Linked DNA regions of Homo sapiens: regions 1 and 3 are each linked to region 2. A link is a loop called in an ENCODE intact Hi-C map of the cell type or tissue named here. Cell type or tissue: Calu3. All regions are shown on one strand.

Region 1 (8,000 bases), 58 kb after region 2:
TACAGAGTTTGCTGGCTCTGAATAATAAACATGTATACACCAAAATAAAAGAGCCCTCTAAAAGAGAGAGAGGAAAAAAATCTTCCGTGGTGTAGAACAGCCTTTGTCACAGTGTTCTCCATGGAACACTAGTCCTCTGAGCTGCTCCTAAATAAATAAATACATGGTCCCTGGTCAAATAAATTTGGGAAATGCTGCATATACCATCCCCCTTTGGAAGCACCGATAAAAAAGAAAATCCCTATCCAACTTCACTTAACCCATCTTTCTCCAAATTTACTTGGTCAAAAATAATTTTTAATACCTACTGGCATCCTGAGAAATGCTCCCAAGTCTGGAATTTTAAAAGTCATTCTACATTGGTCAGGTACTCACTACCTGAGTAGTGAGTACTTTCTTCACCCACTGTGTGCTTTCTTTCTTTCTTTTCTTTCTTTGTTTTGGAGACAGAGTCTCACTCTGTCACCCAGGCTGGGGTGCAGTGGTGCAATCTCGGCTCACTGCAACCTCCGCCTCCCAGGTTCAGACAATTCTCATGCTTCAGCCCCCAGAGTAGCTGGGATTACAGGCATGTGCCATCATGCCCAGCTAATTTTTCTATTTTTAGTAGAGACGAGGTTTCACCATGTTGGCCAGGCTGGTTTCAAACTCCTGACCTCAGGTGATGTGCCTGCCTTGGCCTCCCAAAGTGTGGAAATTACAGGTGTGAGCCACTGTGCCCAGCCCCATTATATACTTTAGAAGAGAAACAAATGGGCTTTTCTACAGCTCGTGTAGTGGTTTTTTTGTTTTGTTTTGTTTTGTTTTTGAGACGGAGTCTCTGTTTCCCAGGCTGGAGTGCAATAGCACGATCTCAGCTCACCTCAACCTCCACCTCCTGGGTTCAAGTGATTCCCCTGCCTCAGCCTCCCAATTAGCTGGGATTACAGGCATGTGCCACCATGCCCAGATAATTTTGTAATTTTAGTAGAGACAGGGTTTTACCATGTTGTCCAGACTGGTCTCAAACTCCGGACCTCAGGTGATCCACCCACCTCGGCCTCCCAAAGTACTGGGATTACAGGCATGAGCCACCACGCCCGGCCCGTGTAGTGGTTTTAACTATACATAGCTGGTCTTCGATAAATGTTTGCTGAATTGGATTCAATAAAAGTGTGATTCCAGGATGACAACTGTAGGCATTAGGGGAAGTGACTTTTACTGATTTTCTTTTTTAATCTCTCACTTAGTGAGGAAAACAAAGGCACTCCTTTCTGGAACTTTCTGAAAGGCTGTCAGAAACTTTCAGGTGCCTAGGTTTTCCACTTATGCCAGTAATATCTGGCCTGAGGGGGAGCTGCTTACAAGTGGAACAGCAGTTAACAAGCTGATGTGATTATAAAGGTTCTGGGAACCCGCCTTAGTTCATTTTCTGTTGCTATAACACAGTATCACAGACTGTGTAATTTATTTTTCAAAAGAATTTTTTAAAATTTTTTCTTTCTTTTTTTAATTTCTTTTTTTCTTTTTATTTTTTGCTCTGTCTTATGGGTCCTGAAAAAGAAATGTATTTCTTACAGTTCTGGAGGCTGAAAAGTTCAAACTCAAGAGTCTGCATCTGGCGAGGGCCTTCCCGCTATGTCATAACATAGTAGAGAGCATCATACGGTGAGAGAGCAAGAGCATGCTAGCTCAGGTCTCTCTTCTTATAAAGCCACCTGTAACATCAATGGGAACCCCCCTGATGACCTTATTTAACCCTTATTACATCCCACAGGCCCCACCTCCAAATGCAACCAACATATGGATTTGGGGATTAAGTTTCCAACACATGAAATTTGGCGGACACTTTCAAACCATAGCAAAGCTCATGACTAAAAATATAGCTACTTATAACTATAAATCCTGAAATTCCTTTAGCAGGATACAAAGCCTTTCATACCAAGAAAAATAAGAAAAAAGCTCTGCCTGCAACTATTCCTGAAACAGGTAGTAAGTTAAAGATAAGCCATTTTCATAAAGATGACTTAAGATTAAAGTCATATAAATGAATTTTGGAAGTCAATGAATTTGCTGAGATCAAGCTTGGAAGGGTGGGGTGGGAGGAGTGTGCAGGGGGGGAAAGGTAAAGACTTTCCCCTAGAAGTAGAAGGAGAAAGATAAAACTAGTTTCACCTAATTCACAGACCCATCAAGACCAAAAACACTGTTTCTATTTAGAGGAATGACCCATATTCTAATTTGCAAAACCATAAACTACCTGCAAAATGTTGCCAGTTTTAAAAGAAAAATTAATCAGAATAATGAATAAGAAAAAGTATTCTTAAATACAAACAAGATTTGAGCGAAACTTCAAAATCTGCTCAATTATATATATCTTCTACATAAAGATCTGAAAATGAAGACTTTATCATAAGCCCCTAACATAATGAAAACAAGTCTCAAACACTCAAGGGTAGGAAAGCATACTCACCAAGCACACCCCCAAAGCACACTCAGGCATTTTTAGGAACATTTCCAACATGTTTGAAAACAAAATGGGTTTCAGATAAAACCTCAACTTAACTGGGACAGCCATGTTTCCCAGGCATTCTAGTTCTTGAAGGGTGCTATGTAAAACTGAGTGATGGTTTGGACATTCCATTACACTTAATAATCCTAAAATCACATGCATATGGCTGTCAGCATATTCATTCCTCAACGTGAATAAGGGAAGGTCTAATCACAACATTTCAAATTAGCTAAGACATCAGTTGGGAAGCCCAGGCTGCACACTTCCCAATATGTCCCTGTTACTCTTTCTCAACAGTCCCCCTGCAGTATCACAGGGCCAAATCTCTCCTCTTGGGCACAATAATTTGAGCAGCATTTGCCTTGGCTATCCCAGTCTTCTCCTCTCATTGGACAGAAAACATGACAGAGAAAAAAATAATTGCCAAAAAAAATTTTCTGGTAGTTGAACTGAATTTGATACAACAAAAAAAGTATGTAAGGTTTAGCAGCGATCCCAGTGGGCTTCCAGAAATCAAAGTCCCCACAGACTAAACAAGCTGGAAACATGAAAATTAAAAATCTGCCTGCTGAATAACTGTCTATGAAAGTTTTCTTACAAGAAGCCTGGTTATCTTTTTAGATTCTCATTCCTCACTGCAAGATGTTCTCTTCTGTATTTCAAAGACAAAGTCAGTCTCTCTTTTCTTCCTTCTTTCCCTCCCCCACTCATACATACAAGAAATAGTGATTTTTCTAAATTCCTTTTAAAACTGATGGAAGGAGGGAGAAGCCTAAGTATTCTTCCTAATCCAATGTTCTATTAATAGGATTTTTAATGCAGTGCAGGTTTTACAATACTGTAAGCGGGAAGACAATGAACAATGACTGTATTGTGCCACACCTGCTCCCCCACCCCTCCGGGAGGCTGAATGATGTCTTATCTGGCATCCCTCATTTGGACAGTGATACACCTGTGAAGTGACAGGCCTGCCAAACTGCAGAAAGAAGTTCTCCCTTTTACTCTGTTAACATGCCTAACATCATTTAGTCCAATAATGCCATGTTAAAAATAAAAAAAGTTAAACTTTTTTTTCCTTTTTTAAAAACAAAGTGCTTTAGTTTTTGCAAGACTAAACCATTCAGCCAGACTTGGCTAAACCTTCAATTTACACAGTGGGACACACTATAACAATTGGCCCAAATACCCTAAGGGAAAAGCCAGACTCATGGATTCAGAAATGAGAAAAATGCCTCTGACTTGCCTTCCCGGTTCCGCCCACTGTGCACATCAGTGCACCCACAGGAAATGATTCCCATTTCAGTTTCTCTGCTGCAATAGTCAAGGGAACGCAATCCCAATATCAGGAAAAAAAAATTAGCATGTCACTGGAGCACAAAGGCTGCTGGATCATCAGAGTGCTTCCTCTCAAATTCCAAACACAAACCCACATGCCCCAAATACTACACTGACCCAAGTGGTTGTGTGCCTGCCTCAAAGTTACGCTCTGCTGAGTGTCTTCTTATTTATCTTTGAGCCCTGTACCAGCTTAACAGCTGATTCTTCTGCCCTCTTGGGTCCAGTGTCAAATCTGCCAGGAGAGCCTCATCAACAGGCAGAACGAGCCTCAGTGAGCTAGGGGAAGCCAGAGGTCAGAGAAGTATGCATCTGAGAAATCAGCCTGCCCTGTCATGAGGTTCTGAAACACTAGCTCACTGAAAAGCACATTAAAGAGTTCCAACGGCAGGGCTGAATGGGTGTCAGCACAAATCAGTGAGTCCAAGTCCTTCCAGCTTCCTTTCCTGGCCAGAATGGGAGAGTCTTAGCTATAATGGCATTCACAGACTTCTGCCCAACAGAGAAAGCCAAGAGAGAGCCTTCTATTAGTAGCACCCAAGAAGCCTGTGACCATGGTGCCCAGTGTCCATCTTGGCAGAAAAAAGACACGCTGTGATCCCAATAATAAATGCACAACCACCACAGAATACATTGTACATAGAATGATGATACTTCATATTTAGCTTCTAAAACTAAGCTAAATGATCAGTATTCTTGGCCACAATGATCATATAATAAAATTGTTATAGTAAGATATTTCTACAGTGCAATGCCTTCATTCACATGATAGCTATTCCCATCTTTGAATCCTTCTCAAGTTGTTATGTTACTTAAATTGCATATACACCAAGTACACCTGTTTTGCAGTGCATTCCCAGGCATTATTTCTCAGAAATGCATGGTACACATTTCCACTGCTTGCTACTTAGTACTCACTTCAGCAATATATCACTTCTTTATAATAAAATGGCTCTATATGCCCTATCATAGAGTATGGGGATTCACCAAATTATTTTTCCCCCTTAGAGGCGTTGCTTGACCTGGGTAAAGAAAGTTCATAATGACCACTTTATATATACCTTATGATATGCTTTGTAAGTATTGCAATGTTTAAGTATAACAGGAAACATCTTACTTAATTTTCTAATTTTGACTCTTCTTTATCTATAGCATGTTTTCTAACCCCACCCCCAAAACAATAGAAAACTCTATATATTTTTTATGCATCACATAAAAGTAATGCTTCTCCTACCTGTATATTCCCACTTCTTTTCTGTCTACTTATATACTTTTTATGCGTCACATTCAAGTAATACCTCTCCTACCTTTATATTCCCACTTCTTTTCTACTGTCTACATAATATGACCAGAAACAAAAGTATAAGCCAATTACAATGCTTCACCCAGAAATGAAATCTATCTTTTACTCTACAGAAGAAATATTACAGTCAACATAACACTGTCTGCTAGTGTTTTTAAGACCACAGCCAACACACAAGACAAACTCTGCTCACAATTTTGCTCAGAAATGGTTGGCCCACGCATTAGATAAGCTAAGTTTATTCTTAACCAATATTAATTTTTATTACCGAAAAGTTATTTTAAAATGCGTGTGAGGTACTTCTGTGGTACTCCTTATACGGACAAAACCAGTAAGAAAAGCAGCCCAACCTGTCAGGCTAAATGCTCACAGCCAGCTCAGTTATAACTGAAAAGATTCATCCTGCACTAACATAAAATCATAAAATGTACGATTTCAAACTCTGAGATAATCACACCTAGAAAATGCAACTGAAAGTAATGTACCTGCCATACTGCATTATTTCCACCTTATTGATTAAAGTTGAAATAGGTGTGCTAACTTCATTGAGCATCTACTTGCTGAAAAGGCACTTTTAACTTAAGAAAGTAGTTCAAGCTTCTTATTTCATTAACCACAGAACTACAGGTTGTTTATACTGAGAAGCTTATCCCTACTCATGATGGAGTAAACTGCAGCTTTTCAAGGCTTATTAAAATTAAAGAATTGGAATCATAACTCCATAACACTCAAAAAAATGTGTTTTTTTATTTTTGTTTTCTTTTTGACACAAAATTTCACTCTGTCCCCTAGGCTAGAGTGCAGTGGCACAATCTTGGTTCACTGCAACCTCTGCTTCCCAGGTTCAAGTGATTCTCATGCCTGAACCTTCCAAGTAGCTGAGATTACAAGCATGTACCAACACATCCGGCTAATTTTTTTGCATTTTTACTAGAGATGAGGTTTTGCCATGTTGGCCAGGGTGGTCTCGAACTCCCGGCCTCAAGTGATCTGCCCATCTCGGCCTCCCAAAGTGCTGGGCTTACAGGCATGAGCATCTATGTACTTTTCAACTGTTTTGAGTTTTTGTGGTATAAATTCATGAATCTGAAATTTCAAGTGCTTTCAAATTGTAGCAAGGAAACAGAACCTGACAACAACCATCTAAGTGGTAGGAAATTCCAGTTATCTAATTAATTACGTTTATTTTAGAAGTAAATCCTCCTGAGAAAAAATTCATTCAAATCACAGAATTTCCTCAAACCTTACAGAGTGCCAAAAAAAAAAAAAAAACACAATGACTTCTGCTGAGCCTCAGAACACAGTCTCCATCCTACCCCAATAGTTAACCCCACTAAAAGTAGCCATTCTGAAGTTAAGACCCACACCCACCTGCAAGGTAAGAGCTGGAAGTAAAGAAAAGGCTGCCGTTTAAGGGTTCTGGAAGAGGATTCTGTTTTTCCCACCATCATTCACTAAAAACTGCACAAAGAGCATCCGTCCAGTCCAAAAGAAGGTCTGCTGGACAGACCACAGACTGCCAGGGTGCCTGCCTGCTAAACACAAATTAATGACTAATTCATGAATTCAAGAAAACACCATACAAGACTCTAGCAGCAAAAAAGCTCAATTAGCTGAAAATTAAACAGCACCCAACACCTGTGATGTAGCTCCCCAAGATAAGAACTTGGCTGCCAGAGGGCATTAAGAACTAAGGGCACTAACATATGGGCTATACGGAAGGGAGAAGCGCCAGGAAAAATAACCTTGTACATCTTTCCGTGCTGGGACCTTGTACTAAATTGAGAAAGTATTTTCAGCTGAGTTACTTGGTGAGGTTTACACCCTACCCACCTAGAATCCTTGCTGCTCCCAGATATTCCCTCTCTTTAAACCAAATCTCTGGTTTTTTAAACCCATTTCTACTTAAGCATTCAACTAATGAAATGGTAAGGACTGTAAGAGGACTTGAGCAAACTCACTGAATGGCTGACACAGAAGTCTTAGAAGGAGGACCGGGCGCGGTGGCTCACGCCTGTAATCCCAGCACTTTGGGAGGCCGAGGCGGGTGGATCATGAGGTCAGGAGATCGAGACCATCCTGGCTAACAAGGTGAAACCCTGTCTCTACTAAAAATACAAAAAATTAGCCGGGCGCAGTGGCGGGAGCCTGTAGTCCCAGCTACTCGGGAGGCTGAGGCAGGAGAATGGCGTGAACCCGGGAAGCGGAGCTTGCAGTGAGCCGAGATTGTGCCACTGCAGTCCGCAGTCCGGCCTGGGCGACAGAGCGAAACTCCGTCTCAAAAAAAAAAAAAAAAAAGAAGTCTTAGAAGGAGGAAAGTCCAGCCAAAGAAACCTCTTTCTTGTACTATAAGCTAGGGGCATTTTGCAGGAGGAGTGTAAGTAGCAGGGCAAGCAGTGAATGAACAACTGTGTAAAGACATGGCTCACCCTACACTGCCATAAAAGATAGTCAGCAGACAAGACGGAAAAGTTCCAGAGATCTGTGGCACAGTAATGTCAATATACTTTACTGAACTGCACAATTAAAAATGGTTAAGATGACAAATTTCATGTGGTTTTCTCTTTTTACCAGAATTAAAAAATTTTAAATTGAAAGATATTTAGCAGAAACAGCTCTCAGGCATTTATTCTGAGAGGTTTCTTTGGTTGGTTGGTTGTTTATTTTTCTTTTTCCAAACAGGGTCTTGCTCTGTCACCCAGGCTGGGTTGCAGTGGTGCGATCATAACTCACTGCAGCCTTAAATTGCTGGGTTCAAGTGATCCTCCCGCCTCAACCTCCAGAGTAGCTGGGACTACGCAACTACTCTGGACTGCTACGCAGTAGCAGGTGCACACCACCACACCCAATTAATTTTTTTTCTTTTTTCAT
Region 2 (8,000 bases):
GCTATCCCTCCCCCCCTCCCCCCACCCCACAACAGTCCCCAGAGTGTGATGTTCCCCTTCCTGTGTCCATCTGTTCTCATTGTTCAATTCCCACCTATGAGTGAGAACATGCGGTGTTTGGTTTTTTGTCCTTGTGATAGTTTACTGAGAATGATGATTTCCAATTTCATCCATGTCCCTACAAAGGACATGAACTCACTTTTATGGCTGCGTAGTATTCCATGGTGTATATGTGCCACATTTTCTTAATCCAGTCTATCATTGTTGGACATTTGGGTTGGTTCCAAGTCTTTGCTATTGTGAATAGTGCCGCAATAAACATACGTGTGCATTTGTCTTTATAGCAGCATGATTTATAGTCCTTTGGGTATATACCCAGTAATGCGATGGCTGGGTCAAATGGTATTTCTAGTTCTAGATCCCTGAGGAATCACCACACTGACTTCCACAGTGGTTGAACTAGTTTACAGTCCCACCAACAGTGTAAAAGTGCTCCTATTTCTCCACATCCTCTCCAGCACCTGTTGTTTCCTGACTTTTTAATGATTGCCATTCTAACTGGTGTGAGATGGTATCTCATTGTGGTTTTGATTTGCATTTCTCTGATGGCCAGTGATGGTGAGCATTTTTTCATGTGTTTTTTGGCTGCATAAATGTCTTCTTTTGAGAAGTGTCTGTCTTTTAGCTATTTTCTAATCACTCATCTACAATGTTACTGTGAGAATTAAATGAGACTGTATCCTTACATACTTAGTAAATAACTTATTAGATTCTAGCAATAACAGAAGCAGAGGCTTTGCAGCCAGCCTCCCTTGATTAGAATCACACATGTGCCACATACTAGTGGAAGTTTAACCTTGGTCAAGTTACTGAACCTCCTTGGGCCTCAGTTTTCTCATCAATAAAGGGGATAATAATAAGACTTATAGCTCTCATGAGATTCTGTTAAGGATCAAGTTATCTACTAAAACAACACTCCAGTAAATGTTATCACCTTTTTAGGAAAAAGATCTCAATTTCCTATGACCATTCAGTCAATATCATATAAAAATGATAAACTCCTTTTAGTTAACATAAACAAAATAAGTCATTATTATGATTAATCCACAAACGATCAGTTCGAATTCTGCACCAAGTAATGAAGGACATCTTATGAAAAATGTTATATATCTCTTTTAAAGAACAGAGTGGCATCTTGTTATTTCTTACAGGCAACATCAGAGTAGACGGAGAACAGCTGAGATGGTTACATTTCTGGTAGTGTATTCTTTGGAGTTATGAAAGTTACTCCCCACATGTCTGAAGTCTTAGAAAAATCTGCCAGTACTTCGGATCACCGAAGGAAATAAGAAGTAGACTTGAATAAAGTGGAAATCAAGCCCCAGTTGAGAGAGAAAAATAACTGGGACATGGAGCCTTAGGGACATAGAGCACAAAATCCTTCACTGATTTTCTTGGGATGCCTTTACACAAAGAGAGGGAACAAAGGAGTAAAAAATATGTTTCTCATTACAGCCTTTAGGTGCTTCTGGGAAGAAGGAAGGAAAACTTGAATGTGCTAAGAGAAATCTGAACACAGCTTAAATCAAAAGTCTATGTAAGTGAGGTGTGTGTGTGTTGTGTTGCAGTATATGAAGGAATATGTGTGCACACATGTAAGAATGCATGAGTGACTATGCATGAGTGGGTATGAGTGAGTGTGAGTGCAGAAGGAAGGACTTCATCAACACTTACCTTGGTGGGGATTCGCGCTGTTACAAGGAAGGCTCGGCATGATGTAAGGACCTGTAAGACAGAAGCAGCAGCATCAGTATAAGCACCAAAAAGTGGGGCCAGTGGGCTTTGGTGTTTCCACGGGACTTTAATGATACTGAAACCTCAGAAGGCCACATGGCTTGGCTCCTGTCATGTAAGAAGAATTACGAGCTGGGACAGCTTCTTGGTCTCAGAATTAGTTTTAACTTAAAGAGTCCCTGTATCAAAGTTCTTTTAGAACAAATCACAGGTGAAATCTCAAGATGAGAAATCTGTCAGCAGCCCAAAAACCCAACAGATTATTCAGATTAAGTAAAACAGGTCTCTGTGATACTAAAATGCATAAGATACATAGTCACAAGTCTCACTATATCAACAGCAAACTTAATGGAAAAAAAACAACAACTAAGTACTCATTTGCACTTCCCAAATTACAAACACCTCCCACCTTTGCCCTCTTGCTTTCCATTCTTTGTACTCCAGCTAACATTTATATAATGCACAGAGCAAAATCAGGCTAAGCTTCCAAAAAATCATCCCTAACTTTGCTTCTCAGCTGTGCCTCTCTCAGTCTTAGAACATTTATGGAAGTTTCCTTTTTGATACTCAGCTAAGAACATACATACAGCCTGTGGGGTCCCATATGCCTATAGGTTCCTTTTACTTAGCAGAGGCCCTCATGAATACTAAGGGGCTGAGCTAGGAGTTCAGATCTTGAGCCAGGATCCCACATCCATGAAGCTTACTACAAAACTTTCCACTCTGCAACTTTGAGATTTGGACAGGCCTCATGAGTCTTTTCAATAAAGAAAGAAAACTCCAAGGCTTCTCAAGTCCTGATGGGAGAATTGCCCTCTTTTCATTTTCCAAATAACTTCCTTGTCACTAAGCCTGTATTTAGCAAGTGGTGCTTATTTAGCAAGTTATGCTTATGTGCTAGTTCAAGAATGCTGGATTAGAACAAAACTGTAGAAAGTTAAGAACACTGGGACCTCAGGTTGTTAAAGGACTTACCCAAAGTCAAACAGCTTTACCCAGACACAACCCCGGGCTTGAACGGCTAAGCTGAGCACAGAAAGTCAATCAAGGCTGTGCCCCTGTGGCGTGCTTTATACCTTTCCCTAGTCTCCCAACTCCAAATAGAAACAATGCATTTTCTATAAAATCTTTCTTTGAATAATCATATGTCATCACGGTAGGGGATAACTCAAGCCAGAACTATTTATGAGACAGATGAGAAGAGAAGTAATCTGACACTGGCTGGGAGAGTGTGATAAAAGCGGGTGAGGAAAGTTGAGGGAAAAGACACAGCCCATTTCAAGACCTTTCACCCAAATGCCACCGTCACAGTTATTCACAGGATCAATTTTTACCTGGTATCATTTTTGTGGCTTGATTTTAGAGTTGGCATGCCCTAGGAAGCCATTAATAAATGACTTCTAAAAGTGTAGGCAACCAGTGCCTTCTCAATGCTACAGGCAGCATGTCAGTCTCATAAAAATGTGGGCAACAGATGATGTCTATCTTTGAATATTCCATATGCTGTGAGCCAAATCACATCTTTTCCCTGAGGAATTTATCTTTTTTTTTTTTTACACCCTCCTAAGGCCTTGGGGGCAAGGAAATGGGACAAAGCACCAGGCAGTAGAAAGGAGAGGGACAGGGATGAAGTATGGCCAGGATGAGTGCGGGGAGGTCAAGTGCAGCTCGGTAGTAGCAAGACTGGCTACATAATCTGTAGGGACATTGTTCAAATATGATTAAGAATTTCAAGACGATAACAATAAGGCATTAACCCAATGCAGGGAAATGATGAACTCGTTTCAAGGTCATATAATTAGGGGAGAAACAGAATTCACATGCTTGGGATGGAAGGCATCCTGCTTGTAGGGTGTCCAGCTCTTTCTGTTTGCACAAGGTGTTTCCAGTTTCAGGGCTGAGAATCCTGCATCCCGGGAAACTGGGACTGTTGGTCAACCTACTAGCTTGAATTTTGGAATCAGAAAGACTTACATTCAGATTCTGGCTCTGCCACTTTCTGGCTGCATTTACCTGTTAATGCCAAAGCCTGTGTCCTTAACCACCACAATATGTCTACATGTTATTACTCAATCGTGCCTCCTTGTGCTCTAGCCCCTGGTGGATGTGTCCTGTGCAACTGTACAGATTGCAAGCCATAAAAGCTGTCCCTAAGCGTTGCTACTCTTTGTCGAGCATTTTCTATGTGCCATGAATAGGTGAATATCTTTGAGGAGAGTGGCACACTTAATCCTCACAACAACTATATTTGATGTCATTATTCCCATTTTTCAAATGAGTAAATTGAGACTCAGTGATGAACTCACTTCAAGGTCATTCAATTAGAGCAGAAATCGTTTATAAAAGCATCAGAGTTCAAAAGGTCCTTAAGAAGAGTATAATTTAAATCTTACAGCTTTGTTAACACCAAAACCAATGTTCTTAACCACCAGGCTATATTTATATGTTACTACTCAATCCTGCCTCCTCGTGCTCTAGCCCCTGGAAGATCAGTTACCGTGAAGGTAGGAAGGGATAGCCCAGGGCAGCCATGACTGGAAGAGATCCACAAAGCTCTCAGCTTGAAGGAGTACCTTTTTCAACATTCCAACAGTTTTCAAAATGCTCTTTTTAAATCCAAGTATGCCCTGGAGAGCTGAACTCTTCTGTCATCAGCACTAGTTAATCTTTGGCTAATACAGCAGTACTCAGGGAATTAAGAGTTTGCAGGCCTTTTGCAAAAGGGCAGGAGATCATTTTGTTGCATGAGACACACAGGGTTGGATAACAGGCATCAGATAATCAAAAGAAGCATGACAGTAATAAAGAGGAATTTGGAAAGGGAGATAAAAGGCACCAGAGATACGCTTGGCTTGCACTGCCATTTGCCTAGGTCTGGGGAGCGGAATACAAGATTAGAACTCATCTTACAGGATGAAATATTCACCTTCTCTGAACTAAGCTCCACAGTGCATCCAGCACCTTCTACTCCAGTTTAGCCCCAGGATATGACCCCTCTTTCAAATACTGCTCCTCCCCCAGAGTGGAAAAGAAAAAGAAATAAGATAATAATGCTGACAACCATGATCATAAGCATGGCTATAGGAAGCCAGTCCCCTATTCTCACCATTTCTCCCTTTTTATTATTTACAAAGCAGCACACACATTTCTCTCTCCCAGGGGTACTGGTATGATCAATCCCCAATCTTTCCAAAAAGCTTAGGTCCACAAAACCTCTGCATAGAGGTAAAATAACAGACAAATCCTAAAACTCGTATGCCAGAAAGGTCTCAACATCACATTGTCAAAGACCTAAAATTCCCTGAGTTTGTATATTATCTGACAGCAGGTCCAGAGAAACTCATCATCTCACAGCTAGTCAGTGGCAGAGCTGGAACTAGAAGCTGCAACTCCTCACTCTCAGTCTATTAACTCTCCACTCTCACCTTACATTAAAAGTAAGGTTCAAGGCCAAAAGTCAAAGACAGGAACTTGTAGCCTCTTCAGTATTCATAAAAATATATTTAACTGTGAACTTTCCTTCAAAGGAATTCAGGATCCTTTCACAAACATAGTAATAATTGCCAGTACCTGTTGAGTACACTGTTCTAATAGGTTTGTATATGTTACCACATTTAATCCTCACAGCACCCTATAAGGAAAACACTATTATAATCCCCATTTTAAGATGAAGAAACAGAGGCACATGGAGATTATGTAATTTGTGCAGGTCATCCAGCAAGTAGGTGGCAGTTGGGATTTGAGCCTGGATGGTCTGGTTCCAGAGATGGTGTTCCTAATGACTTATACTGGCTGTCAAAGCTCACCTTTCCAAAAAACAGATTCCTCAATAGTCCACACACATGGAAACATAGATGAGTCATGGAGCTTTAAAGCCAGAAAGAAGCAAACACGTAAAATGACCAGCAGTACAATGAGAGATGTTTGGATATCATAAGGAAAAGGACCAATCCCTACTGGTCTGCGTGTCTCCTTCTGTCTCTTTCTATGCACCGCCATCATCTGTTAGTCTCTGTGTCTCTGAATTTCTCTCTTATCTCTGTTCTGTATCTGTCTACATGATTCTACGTATGTACCTCTCAGTCTATCTGTGCCTCTCCTCACTGGCTCCCCACCCCTCCTCTGACCCCTCTCTCTGCTACTGCTGCCAGTGTCCCCCACACTCCACCCCGTCTTGCTCCATCTCCTTTCCCTCTTCTGGTGCGCTCCTCCCCTGCCTTCATTCTGCCCTCCATTCCCCAGCCCCTTCTCCATGAGAATCACTTGAGAACTTGTTACTTTATTTATTCCTTTTGCAAGACAATAGACACCAATCACAGAAGAAAGAATGCATTCTAGAAAAGTATTTCATTTGTAACACAGTTACAGAAAAACGTGAACAAAGTATGAACCAAAAATAATTAGACACCTTTTGACATCATTATACAATGAGCATATTGGCTATTAAGTGATTACAACGTCCCCTGTGTGAATCTAATTAATAAGTCTTAAAAACTAATCTCAAACATGCACCCAAACAACTGAAATACAACAGCAATCACTAACACAAGGAACCAGCCAGCCATTCCATCCTTTGACAATTGTTGCACTTTAGGGAATAACGCTCCCACTACCAGTGGGGGAGTGGGGGTGGGGGGTGGGGAGAGGAAGAGGGAGGGAGTCAGGTGACCTGCTTGTCTTCTCTTGACTTGCCCTTTCCAGAACAGTCACCATAGGAAGTTTCTAGAGGCCACTGACAGGGTATGAACTAGGGTCAGAATATTTAAAACAAGAGGAGAGCTGGGTGTGGTGGCTCATACCTGTAGTCCCAACTACTCAGGAGGCTGAGGTGGGAGGATCTCTTGAGTCCAAGAGTTCGAGGTTACAGTGAGCTACGATGGTGCCACTGCACCCCAGCCTGGGTGACAGAGCAAGACCCCATCTCTAAAAATAAAAAATGAAATAGAAAAAAAAAGAGTAGAAAAAAGAAACCAGAATGTTCATATGGATTCATCTTTTGAGTAAAGATTAATTTTGTAACTACAGGTAGATACATGAGGATCTAATGATCATTTCTACCTTCACCCCAGCAATAATAAGGTTCACAATCTGTGGCCCTCTGTGTCAACTCCCTTTCTTTAAAAGTATTTTACAGGCAGTGGAAGTACACAGTGTCCTTCAGAAGTTGGATACAGATCAAAATAATTTGTCTGAAAAGAAACACATTCATAAGGGAGCCCAGGCTTTGAAGGAAGACTGATAAGCTACAAAAGCTTTGTGCAGGATGGTCCCCATTTCTGGTGGTCAGTGAAAGCCTCCAGAGACACAGAGAGTTCACAGAAAATGTGGAAGGGGATGGGGGTTGGAATAGAGGAAATCTTCCAAGCTTTCCCAAAACTGTACCCACTTGTGGGTACAACAGGGCAGCAATATTTTAAAGCAAGAATGAAAATTACAAATACTACTGTTACAAGTCAGATTGTGACTCTTGTTTTATCAACACAAACCGAGCCAATTAATGGGGCTACATTCATACTAGAAATCCCAATGAACTCAGTCTCCCAGCCTCTCTGTTTGGCTCCAAAACTGCCCTAGGATTTAAAGCTTCAGAGGATTTATAGTACACACACATGGTTTCTAGCAGAGTCAGGGGCAGTTGCACAGGACACATCCTCTGTGACTTACCAAAAAGGGTTTCCTGATAATGAATACTTCTTCAGTGCCTGGGATGGGAGGCATCCTGCTTGTAGGGTGACCAACTCTTTCTGTTTGTATAAGACGTTTCTAGTTTCAGGGCTGAGAATCCTGCATCCCAGAAAACTGGGACTGTTGGTCAATCTACTAGCTTGAATTTTGGAATCAGAAAGACTTATATTCAGATTCTGGCTCTGCCACTTAAACCTGATAGACTTTTGTTATCTCTAGAGAGTTAGAGATTACAGAATTACAGATGAGCAAACTGAGGTGCCTCATACAAGAGATGCTCAAACAAGAATATTCCTCTGCAGGACTGTTACTGTTGTGTGGATTAAATAAGATACAAATGCAGATAAAGCCCTACCCCAGAACCTAATATGCCTTTGCTAAACACCAGCTCTTCTTATAACTTAACTAATAGCATCTTAGATTTAGTTTCACAAAGTAAGATTAAGTTGCTTCACCTACTGAATTTTTTAATAATTGTTTTTGTCAAAAGAACAAAACAAACAAAAAATACAAAGATATTG
Region 3 (8,000 bases), 55 kb before region 2:
GTGAGCACTGGCAAATACAGCAATGAATGAATTTAGAAGAGGCAGAAATGAGAAAAGTCTTGGTCTGCGAAAATATTTCCAGGATGTCAAAATTTGAGGGTATGTGAGCAGAAACCACACAACAGACTTGGCAGGAGCATTCAAGGCTATCCTTGGAATGATTCATGATGACAGCACTGGTGAATGGGACGCAGCTAGATAAAAGGACACAAAGTCAGGTCTCAGGAGTAGGAAAGCAGAGGGAAAAAGTAGGCAAACATCATCTTTGAACACATGGTCTGACTCTATCCAAAACAAATCTCTCAAACTTCACCGTAATTTTCAAGTGCAAATAAAAAAACTATACAAGAGCATTAAGATTGAATAAAATCAAATCAATCAAATTCGATTTAAAGAAAATATTTGTTGATTGTGGACGAAGTCTTACACTAGACACTTTGCATCTTAGGAAAGAAGGAAGGGGAGACAGAAAACCCAGAAGGTGGGGATGAGAGGAAGCAAGGTGCTGAAGCATGAGGGAAGAAATGTCCACCTCTAGTTCTCATGTGGGCAGAATGAAGTAAGTGCTATTATGGAAGTTTGCACAGGAGCTCCAAAGTGAGGGCAAGACAGAAGAAACTGCACCTGTGGTGACAAGTTGTCTAATGTGGCTGCACCTCAGAGAACATGAAGCGGACAACGGGAGAGAAAACAAAGGGCCTCAAATTCATTCTTCCTCTTCCATCTCCCCAAACAATGTGTGGTGTTTTAAGTCTAGCTTCTTTCACTCAACAGTGTTTTTGAGGTTCATCCATGATGTGGCATGTGTCAGAATTCCATTCTCTTTTGAGTAGTATTCCAGTGCACATATTATATATACCGCATTTTATGTAACCACTCTCCAGTGATGAACATTTGGATTGTTTCTACTTTTTGACTATTATAACTAATACTGCTACAAACATTCATTCACAAGTCTCTGTGTGGACCTAAGTCTCCTTTCTCTTTGGTGATAAAACTAGGAGTGGAATTTCTGGGTTATATGGCAGATTTGAGTTTAACTTTTTTTTTTTTTTTTGAGACGGAGTCTCACTCTCTCACCCAGGCTAGAATGCAGTGGCTCGATCTTGGCTCACTGCAAGCTCTGCCTCCCCAGTCACCATTCTCCTGCCTCAGCCTCCCGAGTAGCTGGGACTACAGGTGCCTGCCACCACGCCCAGCTAATACTTTGTATTTTAGTAGAGACAGGGTTTCACAGTGTTAGCCAGGATGGTCTCGATCTCCTGACTTCGTGATCCACCCACCTCGGCCTCCCAAAGTGCTGGGATTACAGGCGTGAGCCACCACGCCCAGCCAAGTTTAACTTTTTAAGAAACTATCTAACATGTTTTGCATGTGGCTGTACCATTTTACACTCCCACCAGCAATGTAGGAGTTTCCATTTCTTCACATCCTTTCTAAGACTTATTTTGATTATTGCCACACTACTGCTTTTGAAATGGTACCTCACTGTGGCTTTGATTTGCATTTCTCTAAACACTGAGAAGTGTCCCCTTCCTGGTCCATCTTAACTCTAGATTTCATTTGCTTAAGAACCTTCCTCAAACAACTACCTCCCTCTAGAGATTTTTTCTTGTCTGTCGATAAATATGACTGAATCCTTCCCATTTTAAAAACAAAACCAAAAATAGCCCTCCTATAAACAGTGATCACCATGATTTCTACTTTGTCACATTCACCTCTCTGTAGTATCTAATAGAGAAACATTTGTTTTTCCTAAGAATTGAGTATACCCTAGAGAAACTCCTATTCCATTACTATGCGTCCATTAATTTCAGCTTTGGCTTATTCTATGAGGGTACTTTTTGCGTGATCTAGTTTTCTAATTCAGTCTCAACCTTCCTGTAGATTCACTACTTTAGATGATGACAAGTTACGCTGGAGATTTTTGCTTGAATACAACCTAGGTATCTTTGTCAGCACAGAACAATAACCATATTAAGGACAAAAAGAAAAACTGAACATCTATATCATATATTCAGCTCAGTTTAATAATTAATACTCAGCTGGGTGCGGTGGCTCACGCCTGTAATCCCAGCACTTTGGGAGGCCGAGGTGGGTGGATCACGAGGTCAGGAGTTCGAGACCAACCTGGCTAACACGGTGAAACCCCATCTCTACTAAAAAAAAAAAAATACAAAAAATTAGCTGGGCATGGTGGTGGGCACCTGTAGTCCCAGCTACTCGGGAGGCTGAGGCAGGAGAATGGCATGAACCTGGGAGGCAGAGCTTGCGGTGAGCCAAGATCGCGCCACTGCACTCCAGCCTGGGGGACAAAGCAAGACTCCTTCTCAAAAAAAAAAAAAAATTAATACTCATCAAATATAACATTGAAAGGTGAAAGGCCTTATTCAACAAACCTGGAAAACATTTGCAACAGAAAATGAAAACAAAATAGTCCCACTAGAGATAAACCAATTCCTTCTTAAACCTTGTCCATCAGTGTTCTACTAAGAATTCAAATTCTCAAGTTTCCCTTTCTAAACCTACTGACTCCTCTCTCTACCCATGCAAACACTTTTAATAAAATGTTCTGACTCTTCGTGAACTACAGTCCTTCATCCTTTCCCTATTCTCACACTCAAATCTTGTTAAATATTAAAAGATAATAGTGGTAAATAGAATTCTAAGATAGTCCCCAAGATTCTCACCCCCGGGTGTATACGCCCTGTGCAATTTCCTTGAATATGGGGGTGGGGAGCAGTAAATATACTGTTGACTCTTGAACAACATGGGTTTGAACTGCACTGGTCCACTTCCGTGTGGATTTTTCTCCACCTCTGCCACTGCTGACACAGCAAGATTAAGGCCTTCTTTTCTTCCTCCTTCTCCTCAGCCTAGTCAATGTGAAGATGACCAAGATAAAGACCTTTATGATGATCTACTTCCACTTAATGAACAGGAAATATATTTTCTTATTCTTATGATTTTCTTAATAAAATTTTATTTAGCTTAAAGAATACAATATATAATACATATAACATACAAAATACATGTTAGTCAACTTTTTATTGGCAAGGCTTCCAGTCAACCCTGCTATTAGTAGTTAAGTTTTGAGGGAGTCAAAAGTTACATGTGAATTTTTGGTTGCTTGGGGTCAGTGCCCCTAACTCTTGTGTCGTTCAAGGGTCAACAGTAATGAGACATCCCTACCATGATTAGGTTACTAATCACTTGACTTTGAGTTCATGAAAAACAGGGAAATTGTCACGGGTGGGCCTGATGCAGTCAGGTGAACTGTTTAAAAGAAACTAAAGCATCAGAGAGATGTACTCCAGCTGGCCTCACACACAAAGCAAACTTCTGTGTTGTGAGATAGGGGGGTCACATGGCAAGAACCATTCTAGGAGCACAGCCTCTAGGAGGTGGGAGTGGTGCCCACTGACAGCTAGTAAGAAACTGGGGACATCGAGCTTATAGCTCCAAGGAAATTAATTCCACCAATAACCAGTGAACTTAAGGAGGACTCCAGGTTACAGATGAGAGCACAACCCTTGCTGACAACTTGCCTTGTCTTGAGAGACAGACCCAGAGCACAGAACCCAGCTAACCCGTACCCAGACTCCTGAGCCAAGGACAGTATGAGATAATAAATTTGTATCATTTTAAGCTGCCAAGTATGTGGTAATTTGTTATGCAGGACTATGTAACTAATAAAACATATTAAAAATAATATCTTCCTTTCCTTTTGTTTCACTTCAAAAAAGGTGAAGCAGATCATACAATTGTAACATAAGCATTTATATGAAAGGGTGGAAAGAACTGGAAGCCAACAGGACCATTAACAGCACTTATAATTACAACTTAGCTTGATACAGCTCTTCAGGCATGGCTAAATTAAAATTCTCTAATCCTCTTACAATTCTGGCATCAATGATAATGAGAACTCTGCAGTACCTCTATCCTCCAGTGGGTTGCCAGCAAGGTTAATTGTGTGGAGTCCTGAGTTGGGATTATGTGCTAGAGCACTGGCCAGTTTTTGTGCAAAATCTCTGCGTGTAAACAAAACAATAAGATTAAATAACAAAATGTAAAACCATTCGAACGGAACATTTAAAGCTTAGAACAGAGTGAAATCTAAATAGAGAAACCTCCCTTACAATATTAGTCTATATAGCATATATTTCTTAATACCCATTAACACCTCATTAGAGAATTTGTAAAGCCACAGCCAGAAAACGGTTCATTCTGATTGGCCAAAAGCAAAAAGAAAATATACAATTGCCCCTTTAAAGGCACTCTGTTGTGTGCTATTAACAGTACTTTCTGGCCCCTCCATAATTTAAAAAAAAAAAAAATCCTGGATTGAACCTGCTTTTCATGAAAATTATAGTATTCACCACATCTTATTTCTCATTCCATGCAATTGTGAATGCAAAACTGATTACACTAATTATTAAGTTTAAAGGTTACAATTGCTAGTGCTACATTTTGGCAAAAATTAAAACCACTGTTTTAGTTATGTTTAACTTCAAATAATGTACTAAGTGCTATGATTATGAAACTGTCAACCCTCCTCACTTAGCAGTAAAATCTTTATTCTACTAGGTTCTAACTCTTATGCTCTTAACAGTAGGCTTAGGTAGTGACTACTAAACCACTAGATAAAGACTATGCAAGTGTTAACCTGAAAAGGGAGAAAAAATGACTAAAACTGATCAAAGCAAAGCAGTAAAGTCATATGAAATATGTTATCACTATGACCACCAGTAACGATAATAATTAAACCTACATATACCATCTACAGAGTAAAAGGCACTTTGCCAAGTACTTTAAATATATTAATTCATTTACCCTAGCAATTTTAATTCTATAAAATAGGCATTATTATTATCCCCATTTTAAGAGTGAAGAGAATGAGGCACAGAAAGCGTAAACAACTTGTGCAAGGCCAGGAGACATCTGGCTCAAGGATCCATGCTCTTAAAAACTATACTATGTACTCTCAAAAATATCAAGTGACACCGTTATCAAGAGATGTTACCAAATTCTTAGCCTTCATGATGATGGCAATTATAGGGATATTTTTTTCCCAGAAGGAAAAACATTGCTGTATATGTGATCAGCCCAATTAAAAAAAAAAAAAACTATGAATTAATTAGAAGAGCAAATGGCACAGAGTTTTAAAGCAACATATTTATATATTCAGGAAAATACTCACGTTCTAAGTCCAGCATTTTCCAACACCAATTCTTCCAGTCGATTGGACCTACTCACCACCCTCAAGATCTGTTCACAGACATCAGTGGACTGTAACAGAAAACATTCTTTGACTATTCCATAACTCTAAAGAAGAAAAACTTTATTGTTATAAATCTATGCAATGCAAAGTTTTAATTAAGTAAAACATTCACTCATTCAATAAACCTTGAATGAGCATCTACTACTACGCACCATCGTGATGAAGATCCTGGAAATACAATGATATAAAGGAGAAAGTCCCGGCCTTCAAGAGTGTGCCATCCAGCAGGGGAAACAGACAAGAAGAATGCTATGGTCAGAGTTTGTGTCCCCCGACCTCCCAAAATTCACAGTTAAAAACCTAATTTCCCCACTGTGATAGCATTAGCAATTAGGTGCCTTTGGGAACTGACTAGGTCATGATGGTGGGGCCCTCATGAAGGAATTAGTGCTTTCGTAAAAGAGGCCCCAGAGAGCTATCTTGCCCCTTCCACTTAGTAAAGACACAGCTAAAAGGCACCACCTGTGAACAAGAAACTGTGCCCTCACCAGACACCAAGTCTGCTGGAGCCTTGATCTTGGACTTCTCTGCCTCAAGAACTGGAAAATAAACCTGTTATTTATAAGCTACCCAATCTATGGCACTTTGTTATAGCAGCCTGAATGAAATGATAAAAATATACAATTATGATAAAATAATAAAAAGACCATTTTGGTAGTGCTATGCATACATATAGGTGCACCTAATCCAGGCTCATGAAACTTAGAGGACTTCCCAAAGAAAGTGACATTCAAAATGGAGAGCTGAAGACTAAGTGTTAGTGATTATGATAATGATGTTGAAAATATCTTTGCAGAGTTCTCACCATGTGCCAGGCACTGAGTTAAGCCCTCTATGTGTATTTCATTATAAAACCATTAAAGATTATTATTCCATTTTCATAGATAAGAAAATTAAGGTTTAAAGATGTCATAAACTTAATAGGAAGGCTAAATAAGTACTTGATGAACACTAACTGGTATTAGGATGTTCCTACTGGAGCATAAATAGGATAAAGTGGGAAACAACCTAATAATAGGAAAAAGCTTAATAAATAATTGTCTCATGTTAATAAACATGTCTCATGTAATAAAAAATGTCAAAAAAACCATTATGTAGTTATATAACTATTATGCATATATGTTAAACAAGATTACAACAATTAAAATGAGTAACTTATAACAAAATTTTCAGGGGACAGTGAAAAATGAAGAGTTGTGCCCTGGTGGTAGAATTGGGCATTTTTTTCTTTATTAATGTTTTTATATTTATAACCTGCTTCATTCCAAAACTAATTTAAAGTGGTTCTTGACCTTAATATTACTTATACATTAAAAAGTCATTTTGGCTTGTGCCTGTAATCCCAGAACTTTGGGAAACTGAGGAAGGCAGATTACTTGAGCTCAAGAGTTCAAGACCAGCCTTGGGAACATGGTGAAATTCCATGTCTACAAAATATACAAAAAGTAGTGGGGTGGGGTCCCAGACTGCGCACGCCTGCAGTCCCAGCTACTCAGGAGGGTAAGGTGGGAGGATCACTTGAGCCCAGGATGTCGAGGCTGCATTGAACCGTCATCGCACCACTGCATCCCAGCCTGGGCCACAGAGTGAGACCCCGTTTCACACATGCAAACACACACATACACATACACACACACACACACAAAGTGATTTTAAAATTCTCCTTGCAACCTAGGCTGTATTAAATACTTCATGATATTTAGAAAAAAGAGTGAGAGAAAGAAGGCATGTTCTATGTGCCACAGCATATAATATCAAAGCACTTTCTTTTCTTAAAATAGCACATAAAAATATTACAGTACTTTGACTTATCAGATCACAAATACCCAACTGGATTAACCATAATTGGAACACAGTCTGAATGTGGCACAAGTTCTCTAGCCAAGTATTTTTAAGAAAACCTAACTTGGATACACCCCAAGTACCACAGCATGTAAGGCTCTCATAATTCTTATTTGCTGTTTGATTCCATTCTGTCTATAATGCCACTTTTACACTATTGCTGGGTTTCTAATGTGTCCCACTGATTTAGGAGGAAAGAGAAAAATTAATTCCAATTGACCTGATGCCTACAATTTACATTATGCTGACAGTGATGATATTCAAAATGGTGACACCCTTATCAGTATAATTCTTTATCTCACAATGTACATACAAAGGAATTGGTCTTATTCTGTGTTGTCATGATAAAAAGTGATTACTTAGATAATGTTTTTGCAGCGATTATCCTAATAACCAGAAATAATTCTTGGGATCATTACCATTTCTGGGCTACCTTGCAGTGCACCCGGAAAAGTAATTTACCATAATGCTTTGAAGATTTATAGCTCATTGGGGTATAAATACTGTAATACAAATTTATTAAGGAAAATGTATGAAAGTGTCTCCAACTTTTCTTTAAAATGCCAGTAGGGGAGACGTGTAACAAATCATTCATGATTAAATTAATTCTACTAATTTTTATTGAGTGCCAAGTACATTAAAAGCATCATTTTCTACAGGGATGAATATAAGGAAATGAAACTTTTAAAGGGAGACACACTCAAACCTAGCTACTAAGTATAATGTGATAATTCCAACAGTGTTATCCAAATGTCTACAGCATGTGCAGCACTACGTGCATCAGTTTAGGAAATTTTTTAAAAACTGGATACAGTGGCTCTCCAGGAGCTTGCACTCAGTTAAAAATGGAATGTAAACAACAAAAACTAGAATCACT

Evidence for each region. Peaks named below come from ENCODE experiments on the same cell type or tissue, not always from the same donor. Only the 100,000 strongest peaks of a DNase experiment are listed, where the experiment ranks them.
Region 1: a loop joins it to region 2, with 1.9 times the contacts of the local background. A loop is called at or near these places in 8 of 110 quality-filtered maps.
Region 3: a loop joins it to region 2, with 1.9 times the contacts of the local background. A loop is called at or near these places in 4 of 110 quality-filtered maps.

Annotation. Positions count from the first base shown.
Region 1 is chr6:25,355,478-25,363,477 of GRCh38, reverse strand. All of the region lies in intron 2 of CARMIL1 (capping protein regulator and myosin 1 linker 1), which reads right to left. All of the region lies in intron 2 of LOC124901281 (a long non-coding RNA gene), which reads left to right. Among named protein-coding and RNA genes, the nearest start is that of CARMIL1, 80 kb to the right of the region's middle. In Calu3, no CTCF peak of the experiment used is centred here; DNase peaks (open chromatin) are centred at 3,397 and 3,747.
Region 2 is chr6:25,413,899-25,421,898 of GRCh38, reverse strand. CARMIL1 (capping protein regulator and myosin 1 linker 1) reads right to left here. Exons shown (of 37, transcript NM_017640.6): 3 at 1,735-1,785. LOC124901281 (a long non-coding RNA gene) reads left to right here and starts at 607. Exons shown (of 3, transcript XR_007059512.1): 1 at 607-1,597. In Calu3, no CTCF peak of the experiment used is centred here; DNase peaks (open chromatin) are centred at 2,818 and 3,088.
Region 3 is chr6:25,468,458-25,476,457 of GRCh38, reverse strand. It overlaps CARMIL1 (capping protein regulator and myosin 1 linker 1), which reads right to left. Exons shown (of 37, transcript NM_017640.6): 10 at 5,201-5,289; 11 at 3,937-4,031. Among named protein-coding and RNA genes, the nearest start is that of SCGN, 180 kb to the left of the region's middle. In Calu3, a CTCF peak has its summit at 3,874; no DNase peak of the experiment used is centred here.